Linked DNA regions of Homo sapiens: region 2 is linked to region 1. A link is an interaction called in ENCODE POLR2A ChIA-PET data of the cell type or tissue named here. Cell type or tissue: Panc1. All regions are shown on one strand. Links, peaks and the distances in the headings refer to the core of each region. The heading gives the core; the rest is flanking DNA.

Region 1 (6,396 bases), core at 2,341-4,840:
TCCTAATTATCTGTAGGGAGAGGGTGCATAACCAATGTCTATCCAAAACCTAAGATGGATAGCACAAGTAAGGTTTTAAAGCATTCAATACACAGAAGGAAAGAAACAGTAAGTTTCCTTTCTCTTCAGTTGCTAAAATTACCATTAAATTAGGTCTATTTCATTTAAAGAGGAGGATGCTAGAATAATTAATGATGTCCTTTATGTAAATGAGAATACTGAAAAGCCTTTCATTCTCCCCTGAATTATAAAGGTTCAAATAAGAAGATATGGAATTACAAATGAATTTCTATTCAGTTGAATATGTATGAAGGTAAAGTTTCCAACATCAGGATACATAGTTAAGAGTACTGAAATAGGATATTTAAGGAGTTTATAAAAATTCCCCACCCTGAGTATCTTTAAGAATGACTAGTTCTGGGTTATCTAGTATGTTTAACACATGGGGTGAACTGATGACAGACCTGTGGCAAATTGATACTCCCCAAGTGAAGAGAAGGCAAATGAGGAAATTCCGATGTTGCCATGACAATGTGACTGATCATGACATCAGTGATTCCTAATTCCAAACTGTAAAAAACACTCCCAGAACGCTGACAACATATTAGATACTCCCAGAACCACCCTTCCTTCACCTCCCAATCTAATGTTTGATCTAGTGGCAAATACAATGTTTCAAACAAGTCATTATTATTAAGTGTTAAAATTCAGTTAGACTCTTTTAAACTGGAGAAAGTGCCAGAAGGAAGAAGTAGATAACTTCTGAAGACATTTACATTTTTGGGGGCTATTTACATTTTTCACATGTAAGACATAATGAATTTATAAAAATGTTACAATTTATAAAATGCTTTATTATGCATTATCTCATTAAAGTCTAGGGGAAGGAGGCAGGACAGGTATTCTTACCACCTGCCCCTGCCCCGCCACCAGTGCCGACCTTTTTTTGAACAGGTAGATACCCTCAGGTCGATCAGGCAACTTGCCCTCTGACATGAAGCCCTAGAAATATAGAATTTCAGAGGTGGAAAGAATTATTAAGGGCCGGTCCTTGTAATTGCTATACAATAATCATTATCAATAAATCTTTCAGTAATTGAATGAATGCTACTGTCTCTCCTTGGACACCTAGACCAATAATAAATTCATTCCATCTATTCATATTTAGCCATATCTACTAGAAAACTTTGTTAAACAGCCTTGAAATCTGAAACCATCCATCATAGTTCTACCGCAGGACTAGAATCGGTGGCTTCTATAGATTGTATAGTGCTTTTTCTCTGTATTCTGTACTGGTCAACTTATAAAAGTGAGAGCTAAGTCATCTTTTCTTGCGCTTTAAGAATCTTATAAGATTGCTTAAGCAGTCTGTAAATCTCTAACAATTTAACTTAACCTAATGTCCTGCACATAGTTATGTTTTGTTGCAGGCATGAATGGATGAGGTAAAAGTTTTCTTGCGCGTGCACACACACACACGCATGCACACACACACAGAAAGGACAGAAATAATTTTCACCTTCTTTTCAAAACCATGAATATCTGGGTTAAAAAGAGTTATATATATGTAAAAAATGTAGTGATGCAGTAATCAAATAAGAAAGAACATGCTTTATAAACTACATAGTGAATTTGCATCCTAATCTTTAGATTACTTAAGATCATAAAGAGAGACTGTAAATAAGTGTTGCATTTTGCAACTGTATGTGACTTACTTATTCAGTAAATGAGATTCTATGACCAAATAGTTTCTCTTGACTTCAACCATTAATTGTCAGAATAAATCTTCTCACTTTATTTTTTGGGTAAAAGAGAAGTATCACACTCATCTCTCTGTATCAGTGTCCTATAAATATTCAGACATAAACTGTATGTCATGCAATCTAAGATACCACTGATTGTGAGCTGCCTGAAAATTACAGAGATGTTAATTGACATTTGAAAAAAGTGGACTACAGTAATTAAAAGACACCATAACTTACAACCTGCATTTCAACTGCAGAGATGTTGAAATGTAAAAAAGGTGAGTCTTAGAATCTATAAAGCATGGCATACAAGTACATGAATACACAGCATGCAAATGCATATCCATGTCCTTTCTATTCATAACCTTGGCTTTAGAAAAATATTTGTCAAACACTCATTTTTAATCTTCCTAAGAACACAGAGCTACTAAGTTTTTACAAGTAAATGACTCATATGCTCAGTTTTTCCAAGGAGATCTGACAGTGTGTCTTACAAGTAGTGGGCACAGTCTGCACGCATCAGAATGAGAAACTTCACCCTAATCTCACAAAGACATCCATCACAAAGGAACAAGCTGAGCTGTCTGCTTCCCTCCTCAGCTCTCTCTCCACAATCACGTCATTCTACTTCAAGTGTTTTTCAGTGCATTTATATAATAAGAAAGATGAAAGGGAGATGAACCTAAATCTATAGATATTTATCAGACTTTGCCACTGTACACTTCTTGCTGTTACTGCTTTAAACTGTCAGTTGCAAACATACCTTGAGAACATGAATACTGGACTGTTACTTCTTTGGCAAGTTTTAGTCAAATGCATGCATATACACAGACACGCATACACTCCAAAGATCAGTCATCAGTACTGTTCCGGCACACGGCATCAATTCCAACTGATGAGCCTCACAAATTTCCACCCTTTTACGGTACCTGGAGTGCCAGTTCTTAGTCTTTCTGGGTCTTCAGATTGGAAAAGTAATTTTTACATAGATCAGGTAAATCAGATAAAAAGACATATATCTGAAATGATTATCACAGTCCTTAAAATTTATATGAAATTACAAAGTGAATCAAAAGCAATAACAACAGTTAAGATGACCCAGTTACAGGAAAAGATGTAAATGATTCACATTTGGAACAACGACTATTAGTATCTGATACTTCATATTTGTTCAGGAACTGACTAGTTCCTTGCATTTCCTCTTCTTCCATATGCAGCATTCCTTTTAGTCATTTAACTGCTGGTGTGATGATAAAACCAACATGAAAAACTGAAACAAACCAGCCAATTTATTTATTGACTGCAGGTTGATTAACCTGAGGCTTGGGGATTATCCATTAATTTCATTTATCTGTAATGTTCCCCTTGTTATAAAAGAAAATTATAATTGATCTCACCTTGAAAGTCATCTAATAAGAATTATTAACATACCAAACTACTGATATAGCCAAGCCTCTAACACAGGGCTTGGCACATATTAAGTGTTTGAATATTGGTTCATGAATGTTGGAATGAATGAATAAGCAATATATTAAAAATGTATGCAAGTCCTATTCAAACAGATGTTATTATTCTATAAAGTTAAAACAAGCTTATGACTTTCAAATACTTAAGAAATACTTAAGAAGGTTTGTAAATGAGTCACTGTTATCTTGGGTGAGATAATTAATCACGGTTAATTCAGTGATAAATTTTACATTCTAATTTACCAGCCAAACTTCCTCAATATTAAAGAATATCATGCTAAATTCTGTAATTTGTAATTTCTTGATTGATTTAAAATATATTCTATTTTAGGGGGACTCTTTTAAGAAGTCTTAGAATTCACTTAAGCTATTTGCTATGAACATTATTAAATATATCAGGCTAAAAAATATTGCAAATCACTATAGGAACTGTTTTCCTCCCTTTCTATGCCTGTTTGGCCCTTTATTTTAAAAATGAATCATAATTTAAGCTTTTAGTGACTGACAGATTTTTTAAAGTAGGTGTATAAACTCTTTAAAAAAATTTTGTTTTAGTCCCATGTCTACTCCTAGGTGTATAAACTCTTGTAGTTCAAAATCATATCATTCGTTTCATTCTATCATTTAACATTTAAAAGGTTATATCAGTAAATAAGAATGGACAAAGTGCTGATAATTGCTGAAGTTTTTCTTTCCACCTTATTGTATGTTTGAAAATGTCCGCAATTCAAGTATTTTTAGTGGATGTCAGTGTATTAAAAGACTTGTGAGGTTGATTCAGAGGATCCCAGACAACAAAAGTAAACTGATTCTTGGTGCTACAGCACCTAGGAAGTGACTACATAGCCGGTTATAAGTTTTCTTTTAAATAACTACTTTATCTGCCCATTTACCTTTTCCTCATGAATCTCTCCTAAAAAAGAAAATGGGAAAAAAACCAAACATTTAAAAAGTTATGAGACTACAGTCTGGATAGTACAAAGGTTACAGTAAACCCATTGAGAAATGCTGCAAATCTGAGTGATGAAACAAATAGGAGGCTGCTAATTTCTACATTTGACAGTGAAAATACACGATTTTTAAATTAGCAGCTTATCTGTGATTCATACTGACTCTCTTCTCTTTCTCCATATCTTTTATGGAGTTTTCTCGAGCTTGAACTGCTGGAACTCTTCTGTTTTTCCCTCTGACTGGTCCTTATTTACTCCAAATTGTTGTATACCCTGCTTCCAAAATAATTTTTTTCTGGCCTCTTTGGCTGTATCACTCTACTTCCTAAAACTCCCACATCAAATGCAAATTTCTGAACAGCACTTGTAAAGCTCTCCACTTTCTAACTCCCTTGTCCCTTTACCTCTATTTCCAGCTACTATTTGTGTCTTGGCTGCCCATGAACTCACTCTTCTCTAGCTCTGAGCTTTGCCAGGAAACAGCCTCTGTTTTTCCATCAGCCAAACCACACTCATCCCTCCGTTTACTCTGTTGAAATCATGCCTCATGGTCTACCCACTCTGAGTTTTTCCTACTCTCATCTATTTTCCAAGACCTCTTGCTACATTTTCTAAGGATGGTATTAATGCCTAAATTAGGCCAGCTCAGTGTCTTTACATTATAAACTCCTCTATTGAAGATACAATGATGGCCAAGATTTAGCACATACTCCCCATACGTACTCTATTGAAATGCAGCCTGCGACAGTCAGCAAGTACCCATTGACCTGGCTTCACTGTCAGTCAGTAGTTCTCGGCCTCCTTTCCAGTCCAGCTCACCTGAGGATTATGATATATTCCCCTCAGTCACTGTGGCTCACTTCTACATGATCCTGAGCCAGAAATTATGAGGACACATGCTCCCAACTTTACTGAAAATTTTTGTTACAAAGAATGAACCAGAACATGGTTACAGGAACCCAGAAAAGATAAGCATTAACCTCAGTACCCCCTACAACTTTCTCTGCTATAAAACAAGTTTTGCTGTCAGATACATAAAAATTATAGCCTCTTGAGGTAAGAAGGTTTGGAAATGATTCACTGTTATCTTGGGTGAGCATTTATTTATTAAAACCCAAGATGGTACCACGATGTATTTTAGAATGACTAAAGCAACCAAGAATTACTTTCCCCGGATGGCACAACTTCTGTTGAAACTCCAATGGTTGACCGTTCTGTCTTCCCCACACCAAGAGGCACCGTCTCTTCCTTTTCCTCTTCAAGGTACAGCAGGACAGCTCTTGAGATCCACTCTAACTTATTCTTTTTTCTTTTTTTTTTTATTATTATACTTTAAGTTCTAGGGTACATGTGTACAACGTGCAGGTTTGTTACATATATATACCTGTGCCCTGCTAGTGTGCGGCACCCATTAACTCCTCATTTAACATTAGGTAGATCTCCTAATGCTATTCCCTCCCCCCTTCCCCCACCCCACGACAGGCCCCGGTGTGTGATGTTCCCCTTCCTGTATCCAAGTGTTCTCATTGTTCAATTCCCACCTATGAGTGAGAACATGCGGTGTTTGGTTTTTTGTCCTTGAGATAGTTTGTTGAGAATGATGGTTTCCAGCTTCATCCAAGTCCCTACAAAGGACATGAACTCATCCTTTTTTATGGCTGCATAGTATTCCATGGTATATATGTGCCACATTTTCTCAATCCAGTCTATCATTGATGGACATTTGGGTTGGTTCCAAGTCTTTGCTATTGTGAATAGTGTCACAATAAACATATGTGTGCATGTGTCTTTATAGCAGCATGATTTATAATCCTTTGGGTATATACCCAGTAATGGGATGGCTGGGTCAAATGGTATTTCTGGTTCTGGATCCTTGAGGAATCGCCACACTGTCTTCCACAATGGTTGAACTAGTTTACAGTCCCACCAACAGTGTAAAAATGTTTCTATTTCTCCACATCCTCTCCAGCACCTGTGGTTTCCTGACTTTTTAATGAGCACCATTCTAACTGGTGTGAGATGGTATCTCATTGTGGTTTTGATTTGCATTTCTCTGATGGCCAGGGATGATGAGCATTTTTTCATGTGTCTGTTGGCTGCATAAATGTCTTCACTCTAACTCATTCTATATGCTGCCATTTATAGTAATGAGTAGCGGGCAAGGAATGGGCTTTCAAGAAGAACTACTGTGTCAAAAAGACAGTTCTACTGGCTGTTAGCTACTTTCACCTAAAT
Region 2 (6,396 bases), core at 1,861-4,360, 700 kb before region 1:
AAGCCAACAAAATTTCTACTGAGCTGTTTATATGAAAACCTTCATGCTGATGGTATTGGTTAATAATAGCTAGTATTTGCTGAACACATGCTGTGTGCCAGCAAACCTCACAATATACCTGTGAAGTTGATACTATCATTATCACCATTTTGTAGGTGAGAAAATTAAGCATTAGATTATACCTAGAGTCATACCCAAGCATACCAAGTGAGGGGCAGACTTTGAAGCTTGCACTCAGCTAGCGTATTTCTACAAATAGAAATTGGCTGATGTGCAAAAATTAGGCAAAGATTGACTTATTTCCTGCCTAGCCTAGCCTCAGTTTTCTATTTTGGAAAAAAATAGGAAATGAATTTTATTAATATATTAAATACATATTTATTAATACATTAACATACAGGAAAAGACTTTTAGGTGTGGGAGGTAGCATGTGTTAATAGGGCTGAGGCATTTTTGTTAGACTGGTTATTTTATGACTACTGTGTGACTCTTGACAGATACCTGATCAAGGCCATTATTGTAATAATGGGACACAGTGATCCGTAGCATAATGGAAGGGGATACATAATACTTGAGAAAAACCTTCATAAGCAGAATCAGAGAAAAACTTTTGGACATTGTACTGCTTTTAGGAGTTCACAGCTTTCCAAATTTGATAAACTAAAAATCCAAGCTCTACCTGGTAGGCAGCTTGTGGTTGTGGTCAGAGAAAGCTTTAATCATAAGTAGGGTAATTGGTAGAACTCCTTTCCTCCTAATGTTCTCTTAAACTGCCTGAAGTTTTTCAATTTACTTTTTCATAGTACCCCAAATTCTACTAGAGATAAGTTTGTGGGAAGAGTGCCAAATAGAAGGTACAGTATAAGTAGAAGGCAAGGAGGTAGCATATGTATCTGGAAAACAGTAAATAAATCAGTGTATGTAACTGAAAAATATACCGTCAGCCACACTGCTCTCCAAAACTGTATTTCCAGCGTTCTCCTGGACCTTCTGGGCACTTCTAATTGCTTATTATTATTATTTTCAGAAAGTGTCTCACTCTGATGCAGTGGCGCGATCTCCGCTCACCACAACCTTCACCTCCCCAGGCTCAGGCAATTCTCCTACCTCAGTTTCCGAGTAGCTGGGATTACAGGTGTGCACCACTACCGCCCGGCTAAATCTTTTTTTGTATTTTTAGTAAAGACGAGGTTTCACCGTGTTGGCCAGGCTGGTCTGCTTATTCTTTTTTAAAAATATTTTTTGTAGAGACGGGGTGTCAATATGTTACCCAGGCTGGTCTTGAACTCCTCGCCTCAAGCAATCCTGCCCTGGCCTCCCAAAGTGCTGGAAGCCACCACAACCAGCCAGACAGCTCATTTTTCAAAACCAACTAATCTTGGTGTGCTTCCTTGACCACCCCCCACCACCACCCCGCCCACTCCCAATCCCCTGAAAGAAAAACAGTAAAATGTTTGTTCTTCATCAGTATTATAATTGCCTCCCTTCCCAGTTATTAGGTAAATCCTTTCTGACTTGAAGTATGTATTGAATCTGACTTTTATCCATTTCCACGACTTTGGGTCCTCATCCTTGGAGCCATGTCTCTTCCCGTAATGATCCTAATACTAATTTAGTTTGAGGGGATTTTTTTCTAGCTTATTTCCTCCTTCCCCAGTTTTTCAATTTTACCTAGTCTATTGTTAAACCCATCAGTTTGCTTGTTTGTTGACATTGGGGCTATGTCTTGGTCTGGTTCTGCCATTTTATCTCTTGGTAATGGGGTGATTTTTTTTCCTTGCATTTTTGTGTATCATACAAGTTTTGACTAAATGCTAAACTAAAAACAGAACAGATTAGAGACTGAGATAAACAATATTTATGCATTGATATGGGCATATTCTTCTGTCGGGGCATTAGTATGGTGGGTTGACTTTGTTTTGTCTGTAGTCGAGATGGATATGACCTTTATTATTGCTTTATTTACCTTCAGAGTATTCCAGTAGTGGACTGCCGCTGCCTAGTGCTTAGTATGAGGCCAAGAATGTTGGAGCAGTGTCCCGCCCTCCCCCCTCCAGCCCCAAGATGGAGTCTTGCTCTGTTGCCCAGGCTGGGGTGCAGTGGTGCCATCTCGGCTCACTGCAACCTCCGCCTCCTGGATTCAAGCGATTCTCCTTCCTCAGCCTCCCAGGGAGCTAGGATTACAGGAACGCAACACCATGCCCCGCTAATTTTTGTATTCTTAGTAGAGATGGGGTTTCACCATGTTGGCCAGCCTGGTCTTGAACTCATGACCTCGTGATCCTCCTGCCTTGGCCTCCCAAAGTGCTGGGATTACAGGCATGAGCCACTGCACCCAGCCATGGAGGATTTCTGAAGAGTCTAGGCCAATTATCTTACATAATGTCTTCCATTTTGGGTGTCTCATCCTCATGGTGGTATTTATATTATGGCTATTGTATATTTGTTAAAAAGTGCTCTTTTTGCAGTTTCCTGTTCCTTGCCTGTATTTTTCAAGCTTCTCTTTATTCAAACACACTAAGCATAGTTTTATAATCTGCCTGAAATGCTTGATTTGATGTTTTTGCTACCCTATTTTTTTTCTCTCATCTTGTGTCTCAAAGACCTTGTTTGTAGTATCTTATTTTGCTGTATACTTAGTTATCCCTTGTTCGTTATACTTGAAAAAATACTTGTAGAAATAATTTGAAAGTTAGCATGAAGGTATATTCCTCTAGCAAGATTTATGTTGGCTTCTGCCATGTTCCTGGTAGATTACTAAATTGGGACCACCTTAAACCAAATTCAGGATTTGAACTTCCATTTACCAAGCAGGCAACATTAACCTGGGCTGCAAATCTGCACAAGAGCTGGTTTACTTCTATTAATAGCTTAACTCTTTCCGCAACCGCTCAAGACAGAGTCTTGCTCTATTGCTCAGGCTGGGGTACAGTGGCATGATCTCGGCTCTCTGCAACCTCTGCCTCCCGGATTCAAGCAATTCTCCTGCCTTAGTCTCCGGATTAGCTGAGATTACAGGCGCGAGCCACCACACACGGCTATTTTTTTTTTTTTTTCTGTATTTTTAGTAGAGGCGGTTTCGCCATGTTGGCCAGGCTGGTCTTGAACTCCTGACTTTGTGATTCACCCTCCTCGGCTTTCCAAGGTGCTGGTATTACAGGCATGAGCCACCACACTGGGCCTAATACCTTAACTCTTAATCTGAGGTTGTGGTCTTTTGGAGTCCACCTTATTGTGAGGAGGTGGCCTGTTAAGATTCCTTACCTTGTTTATGTCCTGGATATCTTCAGAGTTTCTTAGGATGCCCAGAGGAATGGAGTCACTCATTTAAAAAAGCAGTTCATTTTTTTCATAGCTAAAGCAAGCCCACAGGTTTGTGAGATATAGACAGACTACATAAATTGTTGAATTGGTATGAATACAGGTTTTTTACTCTTGTTGCTGTGTCAGCCACTATTAAAATGCCTTAAGGTGAAGACATACTTAACAGAGTAAAAGTATGTCTTATTAGGTAAACTAGCAGCTGCATTATCAGCTTCAGAGAATCTTCATCCAGAAACTTCATCTCAGAAGTCAAAAAGTTCAATAAGTGAAAAATCTCAAATACCAATCGTACGATTTTTGTCTGTGTGTGTGTGGCTTTGTAGCTAATTAGATTCCTTACACACTCAATACCAGTTCTGGAGAATAGAAAGTGTAGCCTCTTGTCAGTGCCTCCCCTTCCTCAGTCATAGACTTGTTGATGAGGAACATGAGGATAAAATTCTAGTGGATCTATCATGACTGGGACTTCAGTGAGGCATACTTCACTGCCCTATCTGACTCCACTTATAAAACACAAATTCAAAGATAGAATTTCAGGATGTCAGTTGCAAAACTTTTAATGAAGCTTGGAGCCCACACCTACAAAATCAGCCCTGGTGATAAGTTTCTTATCACCAAACAGGAAGATAGCCTAACTGTCCAGCTCTGAAATGAAATCTGAATTTTAAAAAGCATGACATAGTGACAGAAGGAAAAGACCATTTCATTGACCATTGAGGAAAGATTGTACATGTGAACTTTTTTTGCGCTATTTGTTTTTAAGTCTTGGTTTAAAACATTAAGCTTCAAATGCCTCTTTCCAGTAGTCTGCTCTTGCTTATACCTTTTTCTTTTTTCTTTTTTTGTTTTTGAGACAGTCTTTCTCTGTTGCCCAGGCTGGTGTGCAGTGGCCCAGTGTTAGCTCACTGCAACCTCCACCTCCCGGGCTTCAAGTGATTCTTGTGCCTCAGCCTCCTGAGTAGCTGGGATCACAGGCGCGTGCCACCACACCTGGCTAATTTTTGTATTTATAGTAGAGAGAGGGTTTCACTGTGTTGGCCAGGCTGGTCTCGAACTCCTGGCCTCAAGTGATCCACCTCGGCCTCCCAAAGTGCAGAGATTACAGCTGTAAGCCACCATGCCCAGCCTATACCTTTTCCTTTGTAGCACTTAGAACTATTGAAGTTATGTGATTATTTGTGTAGTTTGTTCCATATTAGACTACAATTTCTTTACAGGCACCATCTCAGAACGTTTAGTGTTGTCCCCCTACCTCATTCGCTTGTTAAGTATTAATTACTGTGCTTAGTGCATGAGTATCCAAAAAACTTGGTTAAATGAATGAATGGACTTGAAAAGATGTCTCTTAGAACCTTCTAAGTGATTCGATAGAAGTTTTTCAAGGACTGCACATTTTTGTTTTTCACTATATTTTGTGCTTTTGACCTACAACTTACGCAACCAAATTACATAAGTTTTCATGTAACACCTACATTGTCAAAATTCAATCAATTTATGTAGAGGAGTTGCCAAAAATAGTTCCATACAATATCAAATTATCTCTCTCAAAGGACTCTGCCTCTTTGCCTTCTCCCAAGGAGGTTTGTTTTAAGCAGATTTCCTACTAGGTTAGTTTAGTTCTGCAAGTAAGAACTGGGTGTAAATGTAGTCAGAGTAAACTATAAGAGGTATTATTAGGAAACATTATTGTTGTTATAGAACTTAATATTGACGTATGTCTTTTAAAAAGCATTTTGTTTCCCAAAAATCCTCTGATTGCAAATACAGTCCCTTTAGTGTCTTCATAGCTGCCTTGATAAAATACCACATCTGCTACTTGTTAAATTGTTCATGGGCTTTTGCATTGTCACTGTTTAACCATTAATATTCTTTTCTCTAATGAATGCCTTTAAAAAATTTCCAGTTCAGAATTTACCTCTTTTTAATGAAATATTTTGTATGGACTTACCAAATACGTATATAGTTTGTAAAAAGCCGATGGTAGAAAAGATTTCTAAGTTAGGTGACCATATGCTTTATCATCCAAATGAGGCCACTTTTAAGAGACAGCGTAGGTACTATTAATAATTATTCTGGGATAATAAGCATAAATTAGAATTTTTCAGCACATAAACTGGGACTGTTCTGGGCAAGTGGGGAAATATGGTCATCCTGCTTCTAAGGAAAAGAGCAGTCCTTTTCCTTACCCTTTACCCCATCTCTAGTCCCACTTTGCAAAGGCAGTGCCCCTCTGCTATTTAGCTATTTCTTTTAGGACTTACATACTTTCATTTTTCTAAACAGTGTGCTTATACTGTTATTTCATGGTTTTTCATTGTTTCCTACCATTCTTATTTCCACTGCCCACTTCCATCTCACAATATGTAGCAAATTGATTCAGTAGTCTATATTTACATTATTAAGACTATGTAAATATTAAAGAGCTCACCTAATAACAATCATGCCTTTCATGAACAGCTAAGTTTTTCCAAGTTAAAAAATTAATTTTTAAAATTGCCTTTTCTTCTATATACACAGTTTTTTCAAGTTGTACCACCATCTCTACCACATGCCAATGAGATGTAGTTTCCATGTGATGCTTTTTCTTTTCTTACAACTTCTGCTACCTGAGGTCCTGCTCCAGTCCGAATTGTTTGCTTGCCATGCTTTCTGCATAGCATCCCCCTTAAGTTCCCCTTTATCGCTGCTTCCTGGGTTTCATATCTTGTTATTTCCTGCCTCACACTCCCATTTTTCTAGGACACGCTGTTCATTTAGCTTCCTCTGGTAGTGTTTTTGGTCGTTGTGTTTTGTTGAGACCTTGCATGTCTGAAAACATGTTCTGTTCTCCACTTCAAATGTACTTGCTAGATTGGAATTCAAGGCTAAACATTTTTCTCAGTATTATAAGCATTATTTCATTGTCTTAAGACTTTATTGTTGCTGTTAAGCTGTTCTGATTACGTTCTCTTTGTATGTGACCCATTTTTTCCACTCTAGTAACTTATAGGATCTTCCCATTACTTCTGGTTTTCTGCAGTTTCAAGATGGTATATTGTGCTTAGTGTTGGTCTTTTTTCTTTGATGCTCTTA

The links. ChIA-PET counts read pairs that join two places held together with the same protein. Peaks named below come from ENCODE experiments on the same cell type or tissue, not always from the same donor. Only the 100,000 strongest peaks of a DNase experiment are listed, where the experiment ranks them.
Region 2: POLR2A ChIA-PET joins it to region 1 with 14 read pairs; 2 of 35 experiments call an interaction of 5 or more read pairs at or near these places.

The regions. Positions count from the first base shown.
Region 1 is chr2:160,415,674-160,422,069 of GRCh38, forward strand. All of the region lies in intron 1 of RBMS1 (RNA binding motif single stranded interacting protein 1), which reads right to left. Among named protein-coding and RNA genes, the nearest start is that of MIR4785, 11 kb to the left of the region's middle. RefSeq lists an enhancer at 1,997-2,531. In Panc1, for the core only: no CTCF peak of the experiment used is centred there; no DNase peak of the experiment used is centred there; H3K27ac peaks cover 413 bases.
Region 2 is chr2:159,717,983-159,724,378 of GRCh38, forward strand. All of the region lies in intron 3 of MARCHF7 (membrane associated ring-CH-type finger 7), which reads left to right. Among named protein-coding and RNA genes, the nearest start is that of MARCHF7, 8.7 kb to the left of the region's middle. In Panc1, for the core only: no CTCF peak of the experiment used is centred there; no DNase peak of the experiment used is centred there.